Regions from separate parts of the Homo sapiens genome. Here region 2 is linked to region 1. Evidence: chromatin loops called from intact Hi-C (ENCODE). Cell type or tissue: PC-9. All regions are shown on one strand. Links, peaks and the distances in the headings refer to the core of each region. The heading gives the core; the rest is flanking DNA.

Region 1 (7,871 bases), core at 2,592-5,091:
CATTCTGCACATGTATCCCAGGACTTAAAGTAAAATTTAAAAAGAAATTGTTACATAAATGTTTTAGTGGCTTTAATTTTTAATTAAATTGTGTTAACTTTTTAGGACACGAAAAATTAAAATATGAAAAGTAAAATTTTACTATATGCACAGAAAAATCTCATTTACTTCTGTGAGGCAGGAAGTCTTATACTCTGAGTGGGGAAATATAAATGGCACCTAATTCCTGCATTTGATTATTACCGTTCTTGGCTGTTGCCACAATAGGTTTATCTTTTTACACATCAAAAAAAGGAAATTATGAGGAATCATATATCTGAAAGGGAGTGTTATCTGACAACAGCAGAAACTAACACTACAGAGGGACAAAACATACAAGACCCAATACCCCCAAAAAAACTGGGCAAAAAAACCTGAATAACAGACATTTCTGAAAAGAAGGTATGATATTGATTAAAAGGTAAAAAAGGTGTTTCTCAACATCACTGGTCATCACAAAACTGTAAATAAAGACCACACTCAGATACTATCTAACGCTAAGTAAAATGAATAATACCAAAACAGAAATAATTTAAAAATAAAAGTTCAGGGTGCTGTTAGATATAGAGATCCTCTTATACACTATTGGGAGAAATTTCAATGATGAAACGCACTGAGAAAACCACTTGGAGCACCCTCAGAAATTAAAAATGCAAGAACTGTTTCATCTAGTAATTCTAACCGTGGTTGTGAGCTTAAAGAAAATGAGATCGGTCTGTTGAAGCAACAGCTGCCTTCTGAGGTTTAGTGACCTACTACTCACTAACAATGAGTAACCAAGGTATGAAATCAACCTACCTGTCCACCAACCAATGAAAGGATGAAGGGACTTCAGCATACAGACATGATGAAATATGCCTCATGCATAAAAATTCATGACAACATGTCATTTGCAAAAACACAGACGAACCTGGAAGACATTACATTAAATGAAATCGACTAGGTAGAGAAAGGCAAACACTATGTGATCTCACTTATATGGAATCCAAAAAACTTTACCTTCAAGCAGAAGGTACAGTAGCGGTTTCCTGAGGAGAGGGGAAGGAGGGGGATAGGAGGGGGATGGGAGGGATCGGTTATGGAAACAAAGTTACAGTGAGTTTGGCGAAACACATTTTGGTTTTCTATGCCACAGCTGGGTAACTCTGGTTAACAAAATATTGTATTTTTCAAAAAACTAGAAGGGAGCAATTTGAATGTACTCACAACAAAGAAATAATACCTCAATGAGGGAATAGTTATGATAAGTACCCTGATTTGATCATTACTCAAAGTATACATGTATCAAAATGTCCCCAAAGAAAAAAACATGTCCCAGCATAACTTCTAATTGTGTATGTTATTATACATGGCAAAAATTTAAGAAATATGAATATAAAATGCTAATATTCACATAGAACCACTAATGGCCCTGAACCTCTAAGGAATCCTGAGAAATACAAACTAAGTTGGGAGACTCACAATTCCTGATAGCAAATTACATTGCAAAGCTGTAGGTAGCCAATATATATGGTCATGTGATGTGCTACTGTGCTCTCCAGCCTGGGTGAGAGAATGAGACTCTGTCTCAAAAAAAAAAAAAGAAAGGGAATCATGTAAGCGATAACTCAATCACTGGTTGTTATCAAACATATACACAGAAAAAAAATACAATGTAGCAAAATACATATCCAAACCAATACAAAGAACTTGAGTAGACATCTCTGCAAAGATGACACAAAATTGACCAACATGTAAGAGAAACGGTCCTCAACGTCTCTCATCAGAAAAAAAATGTACCTCAAAACCACATTCAGATGCCGTTTCACTTTTATTGAAATAAATGTTACTAAAAAGTTTTTTTTTAATTTTTTGAGACAGGGACTCAGACTTTGTCACCCAGGCTGAAGTGCAGTGTCGTGATCCCAGCTCACTGCAGCTTTGACCTCCCTAGCTCAGGTGATCATCCCACTTCAGCCTCTCAAGTATCTGGGACTACAGGTGCACACCACCATGCCTCATCCTCCCAAAGTGCTGGGATTACAGGCATGAGCCACTGTTCCTGGCCACAAAATTTTAAAAAGAATGCTGGTATGGATTTGGAGAAAAGGGAACTCTTATACCCTGTTGATGGGAAGATAAATTAGTACATATTCTATGGTAAAAAGTTGGAAGTTGCCATTTTCAAAAAACTGAAAATACAATTACCAGAAGGTCAATGTGGGCAGATTACTTGAGCTCAGGAGTTCGAGACCAGCCTGGGCAACATGGCAAAACCCTGTCTCTACAAAAAATTTAAAAACTTAGCCAGGCATGGTGGTGTGTGCCTGTGGTCTCAGCTACCATAGACTGAGGTGGGAGGGCTGCTTGGGCTGTGGAGGTAGAGGCCACAGTGAGCTGTGATTGCACCACTGCACTCCAGCCTGGGTGACAGAAGAAACCCCGTCTCAAAGAAAATGACAGAAAATGCAAATACTGTAAGATCTAGCAATCCCACTACTGGGTATAACTCCAGAGCAAATGAAATCGGCACCAGAGATCAGAAAGACACAATGGGGACAGGAGAGTTTCTTCATGAAATCATTTTGAGGAAACTGATATCCATATGCAAAAAAGAAAAGAAAAGAAATAGGACCCTTCTGTTACACGATACACAAAAATCAACTCAAAATGGATTAAAGATTTCAACACAAAACCTGAAACCACAAAACATTATTAAATTCCTGTAAGAAAAGATAGGGGGAGCTTACTTTCAGGACAACTTGAATCCATGCTCATCAGTTGGAAAGAGTTTCAAAAAGAAAAAGAGGAATACATAAGGGGTAAAAACCTCATGGAGAATGGAATGGTTTGTGAATGATTTTTTTAAATTGGGGACCAAAATCACAAGCAAGGAAAGCAAGAACAACCATGTGAGGCTACAAGAAACTGAAAAGCTTCTGTGCCACAACGGAAAAAATGAGCCCGAAGTTTGGACGAAAGTTTTGAGGAATCATATAACTGCTAAGGGGTTCTTACCGAAAATATACAACACATTAACAGTACTAAATAGCAATTTAAAACAACAACAAAAAATAATCCACCCCAAACTGGGCAGAGGCCCAGAACAGACATTTCTGCAAAGAGGACAAAAAACCCACACCGAGGAGTCCCTCGCCCCTGGTCAGGCGGCCACGGTGGGAGGGACACGAGAGGACACGCGCTGCCCAAAAGTGAAGAAGAGTGACCCCTGGGTCCTGATGGCAGGAACGAAGATTTAAAAATGCAGCAAGGCCCAATGCAAATCCTCCCTCTGAGGCTTGGACACGAGGCAGCCAGCCAGAACTGGGCCTGGCCCTGACTCCAACCTGAGCGGGGCTTCCCTCTCTCTCCCTCTACACAGGGGAGGTTCCCTCAGAAAAAGTCTTTTTCTGTTGTTGGTTTGGTTTTTTTTTTTTTTTTCAGAACTAGAAATGTATTTATTTATTTATTTATTTTTAATAAAAACCAAGATTTTTTTATTATTATTATACTTTAAAGTTTTAGGGTACATGTGCACAACATGCAGGTTTGTTACATATGTATACATGTGCCATGTTGGTGTGCTGCACCCATCAACTCGTCATTTAGCATCAGGTATATCTCCTAATGCTATCCCTCCCCCCTCCCCCCCACCCAGAAAAAGTCTTAAACCCCTAAAAATACCACAGTCTGCTACACTTGACACCCTCAAAAGCCTTCAGAGAATGAATACCACTGTAAAATAAATACTAAAACACTACAAGAGAAAGAGGAAAACCAGGGAGAACAGGAGAGGAATGAACAGAACATACCAGAAAACTAAAGCTTCTGTACTCACCATGCAGGAAAAATGCCAGGGAAAAGTGCATGGCAGCTTCCTCCTCAGCACTCAGGGCCCAGACAGGAGCGGTTTTCTCCCCAGGACACAGCTCCAAGTCGTCCAGAAGCCTCCGTGATGCCCCTCCTGGCGGGTCCTGAGGGTATCAGAGCTCCTCTCCTCCTCACGGTGGATGCCGCCACTCACTCCATGCAGCACCTGCGGGGAGAACACTGCAAGAGCACGATGTGGGGCAGAAAAGGTGGTTGGGGCGCCCCCTGATGGTCACGGTGCAGAGTGAAGAATGATCTCATCCCATGGTCAGCATCGGCCCAGGCTGCGGCCCCATCGCCCAGGAACTCCTCCCGCTCCTGCTCGGCGTGGGGTGCCACAGCCACCTCCTACTCTTCTGCTACTGTCAGTGCTGCCTGTCTTCTTGGTGCTCCAACGCTGACAATTTGGGGAGACATAAACACTTAGGCTATAGCAAGGAAAATCCAGAATGGTGGTGGAAGAGAAGGACTTAGCATCAGTCACAGTGTGAGACCAGCAGCAGCAACAGGACCTAGGATTCATTCCAATGAGAATCACCTGGAAATCTCCCCCAGGAAAAGAGATCAAACAGATTCCTGGAGGAAATGCTCTTGGGGTTTCTTTAAAGAAGCTAGTGGGACTAAGTAACACAAGACTGGGGCTTTTGTGGAAAGAGTGATGTCCACTAATAATGTCCTCTTAAGGACTGAACATCTCTTCCCAAATAGCTGAATGTGATCGGCAGTAGGCATCAGCTGAGACCTTTTATGACGGCCCTTGGGTAAGGAATCACTCAAGCTCCCTCACTCTTCCAGGGACACAGTTAGCACGGTGATGAAGCTCCAGCGCTCTCACCACCTCTAGACTCTGAGGGGCCATCCCAGCTCCAGAGCTCCCCACAGAAGTGGCTCTGTTTGTTGTAGGTGCATCACACCGAGGCTGGTTCTTTAAATTAACCCTGGGAGTGTGATGAAACCAGCAGTAAGTAGAAAGGACAGAAACAGGGAGTTGCTGCTACAAGACCCGAAAGTGCAGGAGGATGAGGGTGCACTCCTTCACCCCCACAGACACACACTAGAGGACCTCAGTCCCCAGCTTCAAGTGTCTGTGAGTGCCTAGGAGAGAGTCATGCCCACAGACATCCTGCATTGTAGGTCAACATCAAGCCCACCCAATAGCTCTGGTGCTCAATTCTCAAGAGATAACAAACAGCCAAACAAAACTTAAGGCTTTGATGTTTGGTGGTGACAGAGGCAGGAAAGAGCAGGTCACATGGAAAAGATAATCTTTGAGTAGTAAAGCAAGGAAAGATGAGCACACACATGACACTTAAAGGCCATAGATGATGGCTCTTTTAATTATGTCACTTTTTTTTTTTTTTTTTTGAGACAGAGTCTCACTCTGTCGCCCAGTCTGGAGTGTAGTGGCATGATCTCAGCACCGCAACCTCCGCCCTCCCAGGTTCAAGTGATTCTGGTGCCTCAGCCTCCCAAGTAGCTGGGATTACAGGCGCCCACCACTACGCCTGGCTAAGTTTTGTATTTTTAGTAGAGATGGGGTTTCACCATGTTGGCCAGGCTGAGCTCAAATTCTTGACCTCAAGTGATTCACCTGCCTTGGCCTCCCAAAGTGCTGGGATTACAGGCATGAGTCACCACGCCCAGCCAAGATACCCGATGTAAATCAAAATTAAAAGAATGCAAAACCATAAAGCACAAAATATATGCACATGTTGAGGTTAAAGGAACTCTCTTCTAGATTTCCTGATTCTGGTTGCTGAAGTGCAACCTTTCTCATCCCTTTCCTGTCCTGACTTTTCTGGGGCTCTAAGCCCATCCTTATCTGGCCCCCTGGGGGAGCTAGGTCTGCATATGGGATCTTGAGTAAAGAAGGAAATGAGAAAAAGCCTCAGGCAAAGGAAGAGCATGGACATGCAAAGGCCCTGGGGAGAAATAAGTATGACAGAGAAAGGGACTGGAAGAAGAGTCTTGAACATCTGCAAAGTGCAGACACACATTGGGCTAGAAACTGTGCTTTTACTGAGCAATTTCACCTAATTTTCACAAAACCCAATAACATGACTACAGATATGTTTTTTTCTTGAAACAGGATCTCACTCTGTCACCCAGGCTGGAGTACAGTGGTGTGATCACAGCTCACTGCAGCCTCAACTTCCCTAGGCCCAGATGATCCTCCCGCCTCAGCCCCCTGAGTAGCTGGAACTACAGTCGTGCACCACCATGCCTGGCTAATTTTTTTTTTTTTTTGTAGGGATGGGTTTTTGCCATGCGACTACAACTATTAATCCACTTCTATGGATGAGCAAACTAACATGTCGAAAGGTGAGATGCCTTGCTGTGGTCAGCTTAGGCTACACTATGCTATGATAACAGATGACCTCAAAAGTCCATGTCTTAGAGTAACAACCATTCCTTCCTCTGGAATGTGACACACACTTGCAGCTCAGCTCTGGCTCTGACCCTCATCACTTCATTCCAGGATTAAGGCTAAAGAAGCAACCCCCTTGTGGAAACCTGATGGTCTTGGGGCAGCAGTAAAAAGGGAAGGTGAGGCACAACCCTTGGAGAATAATAAATAAAGACTATCCATAGTATCACAAAAAGGGAGACCAAAGGGTGACCACAGAAGGGCCCTTAATGGGTCTGCCCAGAATTAGCACATACCACCTCCACTCATATCCCATTGGCTGAAAGTCACCCAGCCAACCTGACACCAGTGGGTAAAGATACGAAATCTCTTATAGACATGACCACATAGGGAAGGGCCCTCATAAGGTCATATATAACATCTCAAAAATAGCCAGACAGGAATTCAAATCAAAGTAGTTTTTCTCCCCCACACATACATCGTGAGCTCCATTCCAGCCCCTGGGCTATGCACTTTAGAGGACTCTGTTTGCTCAATAACAGCAAAACTCAGTCCTTCCAAATTAACCCCTGAAGGAAGGAAGGAAGCTCGAGCAAAGGAGAGGCAGCTGGACTACAAAGATATGATGCCCTTCCAAGATGCACTGTCCCCTTAAAATCTTATGCATCCTTCAAAACCCACCTCAAAAGGATGCTGTCTTTCCCCAGCTGAGCAGACCTCTCACTCCTATATGCCCACAAGTGGGCACCATACGTTCCTCTCTCAAAGTTCCTGTCCCCGACCACTGCACAATAACCTGTATACAGGTCTGTTTCTCCTACCAGACTGTGAATATCATGGAGACATAAGAATGGTGTCTCATTCAGCTCTAAACACAGTGCATAGCTTACTTGAGACATGCAGTAAAAGTCTGATGAATGAATAGGTTGGTCAGTGGATATATATGGGTGGTTGGTGGTGGAGAGGGTAGAAATCAAGTTTGGAATTAAATAAGAATTCTAGCTTTGCCACTCCCTGGCTGTGTGACTCTGGATTATTTACTTAACCTCTCTGGGCCTTTATAAAATAGGAATATAAGTATGTCTCTCACTGGGTTGTTAGGTTAGCAGAATGCCTGCCACACAGTAGGCACTCAGGAAATGGAAGAATGGATGGATGGATAGATGGATGGATGCATGGATGGATGCATGGAAGGATGCATAGATGGTATAATTTGACTTTAAACAGACTTGAATTTGAATCTGAGGTCTATCATTACAAGATGTGTGACTCTAAGAAGTACTTTTGCCAAATATCATCTCCTTACCTCTCCTGATCCACACTCCATATTCCCCCAACCTGGATCTCCCTGGGAAGCTGGCTTCTACTGACTGCATCAATAAGCTGGCTCCCTTACTCAGCTTCATGTTAAGATCAGCCAAAGGAGAGCAACAACAGAAGATGAAAGTGAGAAAGTGGCCGGGAACGGTGGCTCACACCTGTAATCTTTGGGATCTTTGCCATCTCTTTGAGAGGCTGAGGCATACGGATCATGAGGTCAGGAGTTCGAGAGCAGCTTGGCCAACATAGTGAAACCCCTGTCTCTACTAAAACTACAAAAATTAGCTGGGTGTGG
Region 2 (2,500 bases), core at 1-2,500, 300 kb after region 1:
CAGGAGAATCACTTGAACCCGGGAGGCGGAGGTTGCGGTGAGCCGAGATTGTACCATTGCACTCCAGCCTGGGCAACAAGAGCAAAACTCCGTCTCAAAAAAAAAAAGAAATTCTTCCTTTTTTTTTTTTGAGACAGAGTCTTGCTTTGTCGCCCAGGCTGGAGTGCAGTGGCGCGATCTCAGCTCACTGCAAGCTCCGCCTCCTGGGTTCACGCCATTCTCCTGCCTCAGCCTCTGGAGTAGCTGGGACTACAGGTGCCCGCCACCATGCCCAGCTAATTTTTTTGTATTTTTTTTTTTTTTTTAGTAGAGATGGGGTTTCACCATGTTAGCCAGGATGATCTTGATCTCCTGACCTTGTGATCCGCCCACCTGTGCCTCCCAAAGTGCTGGGATTACAGGTGTGAGCCACCGTGCCTGGCTAAGAAATTCTTACTAGAGAAAAATTGTAATGTATAGAAAAGTAAAAAGAGAAGGATTATCCATTAGCTCAACATCCAGAGTAACGTATCATCATATTTTCTTTACCTTGTTTTCTGTGGAATGTTTAATATAAATGTGAGGTTTTAAAATATGATTAGGTACCCCTTGCTGCCCAGACTCCTGCACTGTGGACTCTTGTTCTTCCAACTTGAGAGCTACATACAGTCTGATTTCCATGCAAATACTTCTTTCCCTGGATTCTGGTTCCTTGCCCTTAGAAGCTAAATCAAGATGGCAGCTTGTCTGTCAGACTCAAACTGTTTTCCAAACTCTGGCCCAGGAGCCAAACAGATGTGGAGAGCTAGGACATCTTACAAGATTTTATGTTTTTAGGGGCTTTAAATTTTTCCCCTTTTCTCTGTAACGTAAATGTTTCTCCTTACCATGAAAACCTTGGTATATAATTGTGATGTTTACTATGCTATCTTGGGACCGTTTGTCTTTGGAATCAGTCACTGTGACCTTAAGAAACAGTACAAGGGATTGAAATTGGAATTAGGGTGAGCATGATATTCCAAAGGAAACTGTTCTGGGCAAAATAATGAAATTATTGTTTCCGACTGAGACATTTATCAAGTGGGCAAAATCTGGAGTAATTCTTTGAATTCATTCTGTGTTATGACCTCCAATTTGGGGGGAAGAAAATTCAGAGCAGTTCTTTAAACTTTGTAGGCCTAAGGAAGGAAAAATTAAAAAACAAAAAACCTATCTTGGTTTGATGCCTCAGTGCCACATGGGTTTTCTTGCTCCTCAGGTGCCTGAAGGCTGGATTGACGGTGGACCCAGTGATTGTGGAGGCGTTCTTGGCCAGCCTGTCCAACCGGCTCTACATCTCTCAGGAGAGCGACAAGTACGCCCCTATTCCTGTCTCTCAGAGGCAGCCCATTGTTCTCAGCAGGCTCGTGTGGGGCACCTGGCATTGTGCGTATGCATGCCTCTGTCCTTATCTCCTTGTCTCAGAGCATAGGCATGTATCAGGGTTGTCACAAGATTTAAGGTGAAGCCCACCTTGGATTGTACTTCCTGGACCACTGTGTGGAAGTCGAGAAAGATCTTTGTCATCCAGACTAGTGCCTGGGGCTTATGTTTCTGCCCGTGGTTAAAATCCTGGGCTGTCAGTTTCAGATGAACACTGCATCAAGACTGTTATGAAATTAAGGTCTAGATCGTAGTCTCTGGGTACTGTTTCACTACTGCATGCTGGAGGGACTGTTGCTAGGGCGCTTCTGTTCTTCCTTCTGTAGGGACGCTCACTTGATTCCCGACCACACAATCCGAGCCTTGGGACACATTGCGGTGGCCTTGAGGGACACCCCGAAGGTCATGGAGCCCATTCTGCAGATCCTACAGCAGAAATTCTGCCAGCCACCCTCCCCCCTCGATGTGCTGATTATTGACCAGCTGGGCTGCCTGGTTATCACCGGAAATGTAAGGGAGGCCAGAGCCAGAACACCACTAACCCTGTGCAAGCTACGTTAAACTCTTGACTATAAGGGATGTACAAATACAGATTAAATATACCTTGCAGATGAGCTAAATGCTGACAACGGTTTTAATGCGGAGTAGTAAGAATAGTGTAAGATGCTGTGAGTGCTGGGGAAAAAGAGGTTTAATTTCTTGTCAGTGTATTATAACAGAAGATTTGAATCTAAGCCATGTCCCTTTTAGCTTTTAATTTGAGGTTTGATTAAAGCTTTAGAAATGGATGATCTTTGGGCTGATAGTCTTTGGGCTGTTGTGCCCCAGGATTCCAGAGCTTTCTCTCTAGGTGATGACAGGAGGGGCCTCATGAGGGCATCCTGCATGGTGACAGTGCATCTTGCTCTCTCCCAGCAATACATCTATCAGGAAGTGTGGAACCTCTTCCAGCAGATCAGTGTGAAGGCCAGCTCCGTTGTATACTCAGCCACCAAAGATTACAAGGACCACGGCTATAGGTAACTGGACCTCATTGTCACTTTTTTATCATGACAGTATTTAACTTACTTTAAAAATGTGAGGTTTGTGAATTTGTCTC

What was found. Hi-C counts contacts between places; a loop is a spot of excess contacts. Peaks named below come from ENCODE experiments on the same cell type or tissue, not always from the same donor. Only the 100,000 strongest peaks of a DNase experiment are listed, where the experiment ranks them.
Region 2: it touches region 1 in a loop (2.7-fold over the local background); 1 of 110 quality-filtered maps calls a loop at or near these places.

Annotation. Positions count from the first base shown.
Region 1 is chr22:21,099,212-21,107,082 of GRCh38, reverse strand. It overlaps the pseudogene BCRP2. Among named protein-coding and RNA genes, the nearest start is that of LRRC74B, 57 kb to the right of the region's middle. RefSeq lists enhancers at 4,202-4,251, 3,700-4,671. In PC-9, for the core only: CTCF peaks have their summits at 3,907 and 4,110 (motif pointing left); no DNase peak of the experiment used is centred there; H3K4me3 peaks cover 448 bases; H3K27ac peaks cover 233 bases.
Region 2 is chr22:20,798,504-20,801,003 of GRCh38, reverse strand. PI4KA (phosphatidylinositol 4-kinase alpha) reads left to right here. Exons shown (of 55, transcript NM_058004.4): 15 at 1,238-1,333; 16 at 1,728-1,911; 17 at 2,317-2,420. Among named protein-coding and RNA genes, the nearest start is that of SERPIND1, 26 kb to the right of the region's middle. In PC-9, for the core only: no CTCF peak of the experiment used is centred there; a DNase peak (open chromatin) is centred at 1,393; H3K27ac peaks cover 1,044 bases.